2 separate regions of the Homo sapiens genome follow, and region 2 is linked to region 1. A link is an interaction called in ENCODE POLR2A ChIA-PET data of the cell type or tissue named here. Cell type or tissue: IMR-90. All regions are shown on one strand. Links, peaks and the distances in the headings refer to the core of each region. The heading gives the core; the rest is flanking DNA.

Region 1 (7,822 bases), core at 1,570-6,569:
AGATGACACTTTGCTGAGCTTACAAATCTTTGTCACCCAGAACCCCCAGCTCCTGAAGAACTAGATATTAGGGCTCTTAGAAGCTTGATCACCACATGAGTTGAGCCGAAAGTCCATTACTATGTGTAGATTTTCTTCTTATTTTGTAATTGAGAAGAATACTAAGATGTTCCTATCAGGGAAGCAATATAGTCTGGAAGGTAAGAGATCTGTAGTAGACAGGGATGTGTTTTCCAGCTCTGCCACTCACCAGCTATACCGCTTGGGGCAAGTTAACCAACCTCTCAGAGCCCAGGTTTTATTTTTGTAAAATAGCAATAATGTTATCAGCTACCTCAGGGAACTGATATCACAATAAAAATACTTAGTATTTATTGACCATATATAATGCAAAACACTTTCTAAGTTTTATATATAATCATCTCTTTTTTTTTTTTTTTTTTAGACGGAGTCTTGCAGTCTCCCAGGCTGGAGTGCAGTGGCGCGATCTCAGCTCACTGCAAGTTCCGCCTCCCGGGTTCACACCATTCTCCTTCCTCAGCCTCCAGAGTAGCTAGGACTACAGGCGCCCGCCACCGTGCCTGGCTAATTTTTGTATTTTTAGTAAAGACGGGGTTTCACTGTGTTAGCGAGGATGGTTTCGATCTCCTGACCTCGTGATCTGCCCGCCTCGGCCTCCCAAAGTGCTGAGATTACAGGCTTGAGCCACCGCGCCTGGCATCTCATGTTTTTAAATTTATTTTTTCTGAGACAGGGTCTGGTTCTGTCACCCAGGCTGGAGTGCAGGGGCACGATCATGGTTCACTGCATCCTCAACCTTCCGGGCTCAAGAGATCCCCCACCTTAGTCTCCTGAGTAGCTGGGACCACAAGTGCATCCCACAACATCTGGCTAAGTTTTTGTTATTTTCTGTAGAGGCAGGGTCTCACCATGTTGCCCAGGCTGGCCTCAAACTCCTGGGTTCAAGTGATATACATGCATCAGCCTCCCAAAGTGCTGGGGCATGAGCCACTGCACCTGGCCCTATAACGGTTTCATTTAATGATCACAATATGTCATTGAGTTGGGTGCTATTACTATTTCCATTTTATGCAGATGAGAAAACAAGCTTAGAGGAATCACGATCATGTTTAAGCCAGAGTTTGAATGCAGGCCCTCTGACTTCAGGGGCAGGCTGTGACCCACTACTACAGTGTGAATTACTTGACATAAAGAATATAACATGCTTATAATAGTAAGTGAAATATAATAAAAATGCAATAAAATTTTGATGCAATTAATGACAAAATAGCATTAATGAATACAATAGTATTTATAAAATATTAGGACCTATTAAACGCTTAATATGAGAGATTCCATTTTGTTAATTGGCAGTTAACTCTTTGAGGGCAGACACTGAGATTCACTTACTTGTGTAGCACTAGATTTTAGTAGAGCATTTATGGCAGAGGGGCTCTATGAATATCTATCAAATGAAGAATGATTCCATTGGAATCATCAGTACTACAAAGAAAAGCTAAGATATATTCAACTGGTCTAAGCAAAAACATATTTAGAACACAGATTGATGCCACTTTTTGGTCTTCTATACTACAGGTGTATTCCCTATTATTGGCAAGCCTTCACAAGACTCTTACCTTAAACCACGTAGAATATAAAGAATTGTGTTGTATTTCTGTCCTTATTGAATAGTATTTATCAAGCACTCATCTCCTTCCCAAATTGGGCTGAAGACACAGTAAACAATTAAGGGCTGCTTTCCCCTTAACCAAGTCAAAACCACATGCTGCAAAGTGTTAAGAAAGCTATTAGGTATTTGGTTTGAAGGAATCAAAGATTATGAAATTCACTTCTAATTATAAGTGTTTTAAAATTTCTAGTACAATATCATAAATAAAAAACACTCATTTCCTCCTAACATTTTGGTTTATGATACTGCCTTTTAGGAAAGTTCATACTTATAGAAGAAGAATGAACTTTCCTAAAAGGCAGTATCATAGTCCAAAGTGTTAATTTTAGCGAGTTTACTAAAATCTCTATTGTAAAAATGAGAAAATCTGGGGGCAAAAAAAGCTTTGTGTCTTGTTCAAGGTCAGTCAACCAATAAATGGCAGAACCAAGACTTGGTTTCCTGATTCAGTGACATTTTCAAGCATCTGAAAAGAAAAGTGGCCTTGGAACAATGACATTGGAATAAGACAAGAGAACAGACAAGCTTCAGCACAGTTCAAACATTCAGAGCTAAGTGGCATTATGTAATCACACACATTTGAATGTCTTTTCTAGTTTTTAAATCATTGTTCTTTTCCCAAGGACAAATTTTCTTGAGATTGCTTCCATTTTTAAATTGAAGAAAAAAGAACGAACAAAAGAAGTTAATTACAATCATGCTACTGAACATAATACTTTTATGCAAGTCAAAAAACATTTCTAGAAAAGTATTATAATTCTGTTTAATAACACCCATTTAGACATAGATGTAGTGATAAATGATTACTACTAAAATCCTGAATATACTCAAGTTAATATTTCACATTTAAACTATAAAGTTTGCAACTGAAGGTAAACCACTGTAAACAAGAGTACATGTGTGGACATTTGCTCTCATCCAACCTTCTGTGTGGCTGTTTTTAAAGCTGAAATAATAATATCCCTTGTCCCATGAGGATCTAATGGTCTACACACAGAAGACTGTCTCTCTGGAACTATCAATGTTGGTGACAGAGGGCAGGTCTTGTAGGAGGAAGTCACGTGCAATAGTTACCTAGGCATGTAAAGGACTCTCTCCGCCACCACAAAACCCACCCTGAAGAAGAGGTTGCTGGCTGGAATGAACGGGAACACCAGGAACAACAAGCCGACTAAAACCTCCTTGTGCTCCAGTCTCTGAAACACACAATAGTGAAGGAAACATTAACTTCTGTTGAATTCCACTTCAGGCAGCATTTAACCATCTCCTTCACTTTCAGGTTCTCAATGAAGAAATGAATAAATTAGACCAATATAAACCTTTTGACCGGCGTGCTGAATTTAACAGAGAAAGCTGACGGGCTAAAATGGCTGGCATGTCAAAACATACACATGTACCCTGACACACATTTGCCACCCAGAAACATGGATATTGGCCCACTACAGTCAGTGACCGCTACCTGTTGTTTAGGGCTGGATTTACAGCAACCCTGCTTCTTGGTTCTGGCTCCGTTCAGAATCCCTGTCTTTCCAGACACCCCATTCTCAAAGAGCAAAGCAACTGGCTAAAATCAAATGCAGTAAGGCACTGCAGAGAATTTAATTATATCTTCCCAAAATATAATGTATTTTCTTTAAAAAATTCACCAGGAGAAGCAAAGTTTAACATCAAGAAAATCAAATACTAATGATAAAATTTGGGATGCCAATGGAGAGAGAATCATTTGAATTGAAGCATACCTTCACACCTCTCAAATTAGGCTGGCAAGCGAGTATTTACTCCATTGATTTTTTGAATAAAAAATCGTTATAATAATTCATTAAATTGACAAAGAACCTCCTCTGTTATTATATATCTTTATTTGCAAAGATTTTTATGTCACTTATAATTAACAGAAAAAAACTTCTGTTTATTACTGATAATATGTTGCAATGACATTGTAAAAACTCATTTGTATTTCCATGTGTATTTATGGTATAGACACATTTGAAGAGAGTTATATTTAAAACAAAACTTAATGTACTGGAGAATATGTATTTTTTAAGTTTAAGAAAAAAACCAAATAGACTGTCCATATTTCAACTTTTAATGTTTCCTTTAAACATTTTAAAGTCTATTATTTTTAATAATTGGAAAAGAATAAGTAAAAGAATTTCATAAATGTAAATAAAACTCCCTAATAAAAGCTACAAATACTTTAACTATACAAAGTATAACGATTTTAAACATCTTGGGATACTTGTCACCTTGATGTTATTAAAATATTTGTTTTACGGACTAAAATATATAGGGTAATACAATTTCTGAGAGTGATTCCATATGATTTGGACAGTTGCCCTTAAATAATTAATGGATCTATAAGTAATGATCTCATTTTGACCTAAAGGAACCAGAATTTAAAGGAAGAAAAAAATAGATTATGTAACAAGCCTTCAACTCATGATCTACCAAAACTGACCAAAAAGGGTAAAAAAAAAAAAAAAAAAAAAGAACAAATTCATTTTATTTAAAAGCTGCAAGCTATCTTTTTAATTTAGACTATACTTTGGGTTTAGAAAGTACATTTCAATTTGAGAATTTAAACTGTATAGTTTATTTATTTGTTTAAATTTAAATTTTTATTTTCAATTTGGGGTACATGCGCAGGTTTACTACAAGGGTATATTGTGTGATGCTGAGGCTTGGGCTTCTATTGTTTCTGCCACCCAGAGAGTGAAAATCGTACCCAATAGCAAGTTTTTCAGCCCTTGCCTCCCTTTCCCCTCCCTCCTTTCAGAGTCTCCAATGTCTATTGTTCCCGTCTTTACGTCTGTGTGTACCCAAGGTTTAGCTCCCACTTATAAGTGAGAATATGTGGTATTTGGTTTTCTGTTTCTGTGTTAATTCGCTCAGGATAATGGCCTTTAACAGCCTCCATGTTGCAGCAAAAGACATGATTTTGTTCTTTCTTATGGCTGCTTAGTATTTCATGGTGTATATGTACTACAATTTCCTTATCCAATCCACTGTTGACGAGTATCTAGGCTGATTCCATGTCTTTGCTATTGTGAAAAGTGCTGTGATAAACACATAAGTGCAGGCATCTTTTTGGTAGAATGATTTTCCTTTGGGCATACACCCAGTAGTGGGATTGCTGGGTTGAATGGTAGTTCTATTTTTTAATTCAATGAAAAATCTCCAAACTTATTTCTGCAGTGGCTGAACTAATTTGCATTCCCACCAACACTATATAAGCATTACCTTCAAGTACATAATTTTAAAAAATCTTCACAAGAATCCTGTATATCAAGAGCAAGTATTTCTTCTTACAATTGAAAACAGACCCCAAATAAAGAGTGTCTTGTCAAATGTTCCTCATTCACTCTGAGCTTATTATTGGGTAGTAAGTTGCTATTCCCTTTTTATAGGTGCACTTTTATAGAGATAGTTGATTACTTCTTTTCATGCTTCGAAAGCTAAAATACTTTTTTACAAAATTATTCACGTCTTCCCAAAGAAGTTTCTAAAGAGAATGTAATACACCCTAGTAATTCATCCTAAGAATTAAGAATTAAGAGTGCAGGTATAAACAGAACAATGATCAGGCTGTTATCCATGTCCCTAGATACTGTTTTACCCAATGAGCCACCCCACGGCCCCTCATCAAGGTTATTGGGAAAGAGCCCTCACTGGGAATCTGAAAGAGGCTTCTCTCTATATCCCCAGCATCACACGTTCTTACCCTTCCAACGCACCTTCCTCACTACGGTGGGTGTTCACTTTCTTTTTTTTTTGAGACTGAATCTGGCTCTGTCACCCAGGCTGGACCAGGTTGGGAGGTGCCTTCATCTCAGTGGTGGGTGTCAGTTGGGAGCACAGCCAACCTTCCTGCCCCCCCCCCTCACTCACGGACACCCGTAGTGAGCAGGATGCCCATGGCACTGATTGCTGTTGGGGATGCGGAGATGGGGGGAGAGTCAAGGAGCGATCAGCCTCCCCCAGAAATCTGATGTGCACATGGAAAAGCCACAGGGCTGCGTGTTCATCTGTTCCTCCACCAGTTTCTTCAGACACCAGCACAGTCTTTATTTCCTTCATGACATCACTCTAGTTGTAATTACGTGTGTATCTGGGTGTTTACTGCCTTTATTGTCTGTCTGCCTCACTAGAATGTGAGCTCCATGAGCACAGAGTGCTCCTGACTTGTGTTCACTGGTGAACGACTTTTGCTTAGCTCAGTGCCCGGTGTGAATATTTGCTGAATAAATCAATTAAGTGAATAAATGTATCAGGCAGGATACAGAGGAAAAAACTGGGTAGAAGAAGGGGAGCAGGCAGAGAGGGCTTTTTGGTGGAGGTGACATCTGGGCTTGAAATATCAATAAACGTTTACAAGGAAGACAAATTTGGGAATGAGGGGTGGTCACAGCTAGGCACATTCTTGGGAGAAGATATGGAATGTACAAAGCAGGCAATAAGACTAGTCATGTCAGCAAGTGGATAATGAGCGTTTTGCACACTTTGCTATGGAACTGACCTTCACCTAATGGCAGTGACTAAAGGGTCCCTTATGCATAGAAAGAAACGTGAGTGAGTGTTCAGGGTCCACATCCAGACTCAGGTAGTGACCCTGCCACCGATACACCATTGGTACTTGGACAGGCAATATTATCCCTTCCATCCTCAAGGTGCCTCAACTATAAAAGGAGGCAAGTATGCCTGAGCGTTGAATGTAGTTGGGTCATTACAAAGATTTCTTGAAAACCTGAAGTCCATTTTTTGGGCGTTGTGAGCTATGAGCTTACACACAGCCCGCCACCCTACATTGCTAATCTTGTGGGGTGTTTTCCTTTGTTTTTAAAACAGGAAATGGAAGACAGTGGCACAGTGCCCAAACTCAATAAAGTTTCATTGTTTTATTTCATTTTGAGAAAATTAATACTCATGAAAAAATTTCTATTTTCAAATTAAATGGATGACAATACGCTTTGTCTTTCCTCATCCCCATTCAGTCAAGAGAGATTAAAAATATTCAAGAACAACATACTTATTTGAAAAACATATCAATCTGCCAAGCAGAGACTTGTAAAGTTGGGAAAAAAAGTGCATCATGGACATGGCTAAATTTTCTAGAATGAGACAGACTAGGAGGGAACCCGATTCTGTATCCTGTGGATCACTGATGTGACAAAATTGGCTAAATAATTTATAGCTTCTTTTAGCCTAGTAGATTCAATAATACCCTAACAAAATATGAGGAGAAAAAAGAGGAAATTCATGGTATTTTCCAAAGTACACATGGTCATTCATTTTTAGGACAAAGAACGAATGGAAATTCACTTATTCCCAAAGACAGCAGGGAGAGAAGAGATATGAGAACTAAGACAGCTAATAACACAGCCATTATAATACATGACATTTGATTAACTGCAACTTCAGACAAAATAATTTACTTCTCTGAGCTTTAATTTGGTGATCAACTAGACAAAAGAAAAGGAATTGATACCTATATACCTGTTATATCTGTAGGAAAAATGTGTGATAGATTCGCTATTATAGGTGTTAGGTTTGATTTTTCTTTTCTGGTTGGGAAGAAGAGAGAAAAGCATCCCCCTGAGCTGCAAAGAGGTGAAAATCCTGTCTTAACACCCAGACGGGGGTGCTGAGAGGGTCGCTCAGTCACCATCGGCACAAATACACATCAGGCCAAGCAGCTAAGGGAAGAGCAGGGCTTTTCTCAGAGCCGTAAATTGCCTCAGAGGAAATCCAGCTCCTGAAACCGTCCAGCCTAGTAGCTTCTGGTTTATCCCCTCCTCTTCATACTTCCAGTTCATCTTTCAAAGTGCAATTCACAGGCAAAGACACGCACACACACACTTTGATACACATGTATGCACCTGGCCAGCAGTGTGTGGGTGTTAATAAAAACAGGGCTCCTTCCTGCCCAATTCAACACCGATGATACACACCGCAGGCTGTTCCCTTCCAGAGAGGTGGAAAATAGGCTTATTATAGTAATTATTGTCATCATTACTATTTTTTTTCTCACCTCTAAACAAGTTTCAGAGAAATGGTACATTGCATTTAGGGTACAAGTATGTTCACATGATTCTAAGTATTGCATAGTTATATTTCAATCCTAAGGATTTATTT
Region 2 (7,822 bases), core at 1,701-6,700, 160 kb after region 1:
CAGATTTCCAATTGTACAAGAAGAATTATTTGTCAGAAATAAAATGCTGTCTATGGTTTTATAGTAAAACATGCCATTGGCCCAGCATCACATATTCTATATGTCTAGTAGTAGTAGTCTTTGATTATTTTTCTTCATATTTTATCCAAAAAGAACATTAAAAACTTAAGTATCTCTCTTATTTTTTTCAATTCATATCAAAAATTTTTCATCATAATTTTAAATACTTGAAAGGATCTAACTTCCTATGCATTGTAGATATCGACATTTCAAAATGAGGCCATAATGTTCCTGTATTAAATTTACCAAATGTCATTTGAACACTACAGCAACTTGAAGCTCATCATCTTCCATTTACCTAAACATGAATAGGCTCTTCTTTAATTGGTAGACACTTCATACCCTTTCTCCTTGAACTCATACTTTCATTGTATTTCCCCCTCATTTTTGTAAATTACATAGTTATGCTTAAAACTATTGTATTTATCATCCTTCTCCCTATAATAAAAAATATACAATTAAATCTATATTTCAAATTTCTTTTGACCATAAGCCTCTAAGTGTTAAAATTTAAATTTTGTATTACTATTCCAATTATTAATTCACAGATACTTGATATATCATAAATAAAACAGAAAATGATAAATAATTAATAAATATAAAAAATCACCTCTTAATAATCTAGGTATAACAGATTTATTTTCAGTAAGTTCAGTTGTCTGTGGCTGAATCTTACCTTTTGTTAGACTATGACAGCAGGTACCAACTATTCCTAGCTTTCATCTTCATAGGATGTTCACATAAATAAGTGAAAATGGAAGTAGACCTGTTACAGCAATGACTTTATTCTTTGAACTCCAAGTTATTGGCAAATATCACATAATGATCTATCACCTTACATAATTTTTAATGATCTACCAACAGACAGTGCAATCAAGTCCTCCTTTAATTTGGTTGAAAGCAAAGAATTTAAACATAGCCATCATTAGAGTTACCTGTCATTACAGTCATTTACTGTCACAATTTCTTTTAAGTACAGCAGAAAAGCTTTACTGAGACTCACCAAAGGACTATTACTTATGCCTCATACTCATCCACTTAAAGGCACCTTGCTCAGTCTAAAATACTCACAAAGAGTTGGGAAAATGACCTTTCACAGTGTAATTTTTTTATAAAGTGATCTTTCTTCATCACCCAATCAAAATATATTTTTGTCAAAACTTTGAGCTTACAGATTTAGAATTTTGTTGGTGGAAAATGCCCATCGTAGAGCCTAACTGGCAAACCAGTCCTCATCATCAAACCAACTGGTCAGATCAGACTTCTTGTGTCCATTCAAATAAACATACTATTATGCATCCCCATGACAACTATGTCACTTCTGAATTTAGAACAGCAACACAGGCCACCATACCTTACTTCTAAGGCCATGTTATATTCTTCATAGAGATACGTGTTAGACAGGGAGAGATGTGAAGCCCTCCTTTGGGTTTGTGATGCCTTAATTGGAGAATGCCTTGCTGACACTGATATATCAGACTATTCCTTTGTAAGGTACCTCAGAGGCTTGTACACCTGGGGCATAGTAAGATGCTGGTGTACACAAGGTATTCCTTAACTTTGTTAAAATGAGCAGAGGGCAACTGAGAAATGGAGGAGGGAGAAGGAAACCACCATGACATCTTTACTGCAGGTGTGTACTCAGGCAGATCAGCTTCAGGGAAGCGTCCAAAGAGATGCAAGCTGAAACTCTGGAAAAGAGTCTTGTAAAACTGTGGTGCCCATGGACCTCTCATCAAGTTTTCATCTACCCCTAGCCATGCACATCAAACAAACCAGTTGTATTTACTGAGCTGGGAAACAAAGCAGCTTAAAAATGCCATCTGATTCATGGAATGATTAAATAAATATTTTAAAAAGGGCCATAGCTATCAATACTTTTTTTTTTTTTGAGATAGAGTCTCACTCTGTTGCCCAGGCTGGAGTACAATGGTGCAATCTTGGCTCACTGCAACCTCCACCTCCTGGGTTCAAGTGATTCTCCTGCCTCAGCCTCCCAAGTAGCTGGAATTACAGGCACCCGCCACTGCACCTGGCTAAGTTTTTTTGTAATTTTAGTAGACATGGGGATTCACCACATTGGCCAGGCTGGTCTTGAACTTCTGACTTCAAGTGATCTGCCTGTCTCAGCCTCCCAAAGTGCTGGGATTACAGGCGTGAGCCACCACACCCAGCCAATACTTTTTAAATAAATTTTTCATCACCCACACAATAACTACCCTTCCTATTAAGTAACTTGGGAAACAGTATGTAAGGCTCCTAAGTCTGTCTTTCTAACTTGAAGAATGTCAGTCTAATTTTTTATAGTTCTTCCCCAGCACTTACAGTTCTGCGTAATAAACATTATAAAATATAGCAGGGTGAGAAAAGATAAAATACAAATGTGGAGCAGGAACAATGACTCAGCATGGTAAGTGTCTCGAATGGCCCTTGCTGCTTAAAACACATTAGGACTTAAATTATCTGCAAATACAAAACTGAACAAACTGTGGCCATTCATTACTACCCGTAATAATAACAGCAGTTATTTAGAAAAGCAGTTAAATCCAGGAGGTGCAAGAAAACCAATTTGAACATTCAAAAGGAAAAGTTGTCAACCAAAATGCTTTATATATAAACATAAACACTTTAATAGAGTGAACTCATATGTTTTTGAAAAGGAAAAAAGATCAGCTTAGTTTACATGTATATATCTATATACACACACATATCTACATATACACACATATTTACATGTATATATATGTGTGTGTATACACGTATACACGTATACATACACACATTCATATTCGTTATTTCACTGAGATCCAATTACACTTACCGCCTCAGTATGAATAGGATGTACAGCAAAAAGCAATGCCGTTACAAAAGCAAGTCCACGATTCTTGAAGACAGTTTTATCACAGGTGTACATCAGCACAAGAGTCACTAAGCAGTGTAAAATTATATTTACTGCATGAAAGTAGAATGGGTTCATACCAGTCAAAAATATGTTTAGCCTGTAAAACAAAAGAAAAAAGAAAAAAACTGCATTAGCTACAAACTCAACATAAACACAAGGAACACAGACGGAATCCATCATTTAAAAAGATAAGCTATTAGATTAATGATTTTTAAATGATTCCCAACATTGGGTTATTTTTTAGCCTTGGGTATGTATCACATTTTTCCTATTTCAGAATTGTCCCATGTGCAGAAATCCATGCATATACAATACAATATTATTTCAGGGAACTTTGGTCTCACTGAGAAGGCAAGCAAACAGGTGCTGAGCCTGTTTTTCCATCACTCCATGGCTAATGCAAATATGCCCCCTTAATATTCTTATTTTCACTGCTGGCTCTTCCCAAGCAACTGAGTGTTGAAAGGGAAGTCCAAAGGGCCATGGGTCAGAGCCACATACACCGGAGATGAACAGAAACCATGAAACTACGATTATAGTCACAGTTGGGACAAATGAAGCATGAATGTGTTCTCTCACCCATGGTGCCACCAGGAACCAGGTTTCTAGATTATGCAGCTGGAAGCATCACCTAATTACCACCCCACAAAGGAAGCTTTAGGGAACCTACAGGCTATTACCAGCTGCAGCTGAAATGAAAAGATGAGCAAAAGCATCATGTTCCACAATGTGTATTAAATGTTTTTAACATAAATTCCCACAGATCTCAGTACCTGATTTCTAAGACTGTGACAAAGCAATTAAAAGAGAACCACAAAGGGAAAGAAAACCAATTGCTCAACATCTTAAAAAAATACTTTCATGAGACAGAAATGCAGAATAGACAGACTTCTGAAGGTTGCCTTAAATTTAATAACAGGACATAATACACCCAATTGATTCTGTGGGGTTACAGAAAAAATACACTTGCACAAGGTATGGTTCTTTCCAGGGAGCACTGATACCCTAAGTGGTGCTGCCTACAGTTGTCTGTATTCTAGTCAATTTTACCAAAACAGCAATCCCAGGTCTTCAATTCTCAGGCCTTTGATCTGCTTCTCTTATAGAAACAGCTCTTCTTTGCCAAAACAACTAAGAATGAAAAAGTCAGCTTTAGAGATGACATACGCGTATTCTAAATAATTGACGTAATTCATGCACAGCTTTAACCTACAGAATTTTAAACATCTCAAGATTTATTTGGACATATGAATGCAAATGTCATAGTTACTAATAAACTCCATTTTCACTCCCACTGAAGTAATCAGAGTCTTAACTAAGCCTAGAAAACTAAATTGTTGAATTGGATCCAACTCCAGGGCTCTGATGCAAGATTTGACTCAGCTGTATGTTGGCAGACTCATGAGTCTGCACACACCCCAGCATCCTCAATACAGGAGCCTGGTGGGAAATTGCCCATCCAGAGGGAAAAAGGAATAGGCAGTGAACTAGAGAACTCATAGGTCCAACAAAGCGGGGAGACCAGCATGCCATTCCTGTATAGAAACACACACGAGGCAGCAGAGCTGCTTGAAGTCAGAAAGCTTGGGATGGGATAATTGTTAAGGAAGGTCAAGACCAAGTCCAGGTCCTTGGAGAACTTGGATGCAGTTCCCTAAGAGTCCACCCCTCTGAGACTGATTTTACACTGCATTCCACTTCAGCAGGCTGAGCTTTCCACACTAAACCATTCATTTAAAATTCATTCACACCACTGACAAGGATGAGAGAAAACAGGCAATCTCACATCTGATCGGTAGGTGTCCAAGTTGGAAGGTCTCTTGGTTGGCAACATGCATTGGAGGCTTTAAAAGGTATGCACTTTTGACTGAAAATTCCACTTCCAGGAATTTTCCATAAAGAAGTAACAAGAAAAGTTTGTATAAAATATATATAAACTATATATACATAAGTATATATACAAATACATACATATGTACATATACATATAAAAGATGTTAGAGTGAATGTACAAGAATGCATCTCACAGTGTAAATGGTAAAAATGGCAATAGTGAGAAAGGCAAGACATCTAACAAGCCAAATCCTTGATAAATTTGACTACTCCCATGGATCCTAAAATTTAGATAATAAATTTGGATCACAAATAATAGCACCATTTCTTTAAAAAGAAAAAAAAAGGCTTATTTTTGCAAAGTATTTATTATTCAACCATTCAAAAACTGAAAAGCATCATTAAAGATGGCATTATTACTATGTTACCTATACTCTTATCAGGTATTTAACATATATTCCTTTCTCCTTCCAAAAACAGTATAAAATGGTAGGCATGAATCACCTTTGTGGTTCATATGTGTCATATCTGAAAATGTCCAAGCGTTATCCATGTTATTTCTTGAACTTAGTCAAAATCTGAAAAAATACTTCTGTAAGACAGACATGCAGAATAGAGAGACTTCTGACGGTTGGCTTAAATTTAATAACAGGCCCTAATGCACCTAATTCCATCTGTGGGGTTATAGAAAAAACACGCTTGCACAAGATATCGTTCATGCATCAGAAGCTTAAAAACGTACACACAAGAATGCCTGGTGTATGAAGTGAATTCAATTAGATCCCAAAATATAAAATAAATTGCTGAATGAGGAGTCCCCGCAGTAATGACATAATGCTGTGAAAGTCCCTTACCTGGAACCTAACATTGGTGAATCTAAGCTTTAAGAAATCACCCTGAATCTGGAGTTAGGAATATTTTTAAAATATCTAAAAAGATGGAGAGTGAATTCTCCAAATTACAGACAAGTAAGCTTGAGACAAAATGCTAACGAAAGCTTCTAGCGTATTCTACGTGTGATCACAGAGAAAAGAAGTTCTGATTCTGGGAGATAATATGGGTTCACAAAAAGGGGGTTCACTGATTAACCTCATAATTTAATAGAAAAGGGGATGTGATGCATGCATCACATCTTTATTTTAACAAAGGCGTTTATCAAAATCTCTCAAAATCTCCCTGCAAACAAGACAGCCTAAGATAGATTTGTAGCAAACACCAAGAGTAGTGAATAATAAATCAATGTCTCCTTGGACTGAGATCTCCAGTGTATGTCACAGGGTTCTGATATTACCTCTGTTCTGTCCAATATTTTTATCAAAGGTTTAATGAAACTATACAGTGTATACTTATCAAGATACAAAATGCCTTTATCTGGAAAGGAGAATTAATGTACCAGAAGAACTAACTGACATTCACAAAGAGTTTAAATGGCTGAAATTGTTAGCTAATTCTAACAGGATTAGACGGAATAGTGGTAAGAATAAAGGCTCACATGGGGATATAAAAGACAACAAAATACTTGCAATCTAGATTAAAACTGTACATAGGTCATTGCCCTATGTACACAGAGTTAACGTGTGTCAGTTATCAAAACAGACCAAACCAGACAGACAGGGAACTGCACAAATCAAACAATTTTTCATTTCAATTTACACAATCAGGTATTTATTAAGCACATACTACATGTCAGATATGATTCAGGGCCCAGAGATACAAAGAGAAGTAAGACGTGGCATCTGTTCCCAAAGAGTTAACAGCATAGTAGGAGCAGGCAAGGTAATTAAACAGCGAATTAAATGTTAAGGAATTCTGGCAGTGGGAGAACTTACCAGGTGCAGACATGGGGAAGAGGGAGGTATTCTACCTGAGGATGGGAGAGGCAAGATAGGTGGTATCCAAAGTGGGGCAGCAGACAGTCAGAGGACTTTTTAAACACAGAGCACCTTCACAGGAGAACTTCAGGATGCTAAGGGGGGAGGGAAGACCCTCAGAAATGATGCCTCTTGAATGTAGCTTTGAGGAAATGGAAGATGCTCAGCCTAGAGAAAGATGACAGAAATAATGCCAAGTTCTCCAGGGGAAAAGATCTTTGCCATATTTATGGCTACATCCACAGTGTCTAGCACAATGCCTCATTCATGATTATCATACAATAGGCATTCAGATGAATGAATAAACATGAATGGATGAATGAAAAGCAATACTAAAGGAATGCATTTATTCTAAGTAGCTCCCTAAGGGGAAACTACAATCCAATAAAGATGTTGCAAACTGTCTTCCCAAAGGCTAGGTTTAGCCTGCAGGTTGTTCTGTTTTACTTTCATACTTCTTTTTTATTTATCAGGGTTTTAAAAACTGGTGGCTTCATATAAAAATTTCCAGCTTCTCTTGAAATATTAGAAGACCTGACAACTCTGGGCCTACACGGCTGCATGGAAATATCTGTGTGCCCATCTCGAGAGGACAAGGGCTCACAATTTGCCATAGTCTCTACCAATTCCTATCATATTCCTAACCTGAAGGCATTCATTTATCATTATGCACACAATTTTTTTTTGTGTACGGTAAAGAGGAAAGTGAAATATTTCTTGAGCCTGCATGACTATCACACATGGGCAATAAGACAGTCAAAATGACTGCTTGAAGAAAAATGGGAGAAAGCATATTTCTGGAAGAGGAGAATATTCCCATGTACCTGAAATGCAAAGTATTACAACATAACCTCACATCCAGCTCACTTCACTCACTCTAAGATCAGCCTGACCCTTTTAGCAATTTTCAACTTTTAATATGCAAAGTACTGAGAGGCAGGCTTCAGCTCAAAGTAGGAGGTAACACTGAAGCTAGTACACATTTAAAGATTTAAAATTATATCAGTTGCTTGGATAACCAGAAATGTCCACAAAGAAGTATAATGACAACCCACATGAAATACCATCTAAAAAGAACATCTCAGGTTCTATATCACCCTGAATGTACCCCTTTGAAAGTATTTAACCAATTTTTTAAAAAACTCATTAACTATAT

What was found. Peaks named below come from ENCODE experiments on the same cell type or tissue, not always from the same donor. Only the 100,000 strongest peaks of a DNase experiment are listed, where the experiment ranks them.
Region 2: POLR2A ChIA-PET joins it to region 1 with 9 read pairs; 3 of 35 experiments call an interaction of 5 or more read pairs at or near these places.

The regions. Positions count from the first base shown.
Region 1 is chr12:29,601,414-29,609,235 of GRCh38, forward strand. It overlaps TMTC1 (transmembrane O-mannosyltransferase targeting cadherins 1), which reads right to left. Exons shown (of 18, transcript NM_001193451.2): 7 at 2,765-2,886. Among named protein-coding and RNA genes, the nearest start is that of OVCH1, 110 kb to the left of the region's middle. In IMR-90, for the core only: no CTCF peak of the experiment used is centred there; no DNase peak of the experiment used is centred there.
Region 2 is chr12:29,765,017-29,772,838 of GRCh38, forward strand. TMTC1 (transmembrane O-mannosyltransferase targeting cadherins 1) reads right to left here. Exons shown (of 18, transcript NM_001193451.2): 2 at 2,882-3,059. Among named protein-coding and RNA genes, the nearest start is that of TMTC1, 15 kb to the right of the region's middle. In IMR-90, for the core only: no CTCF peak of the experiment used is centred there; a DNase peak (open chromatin) is centred at 4,315; H3K27ac peaks cover 777 bases.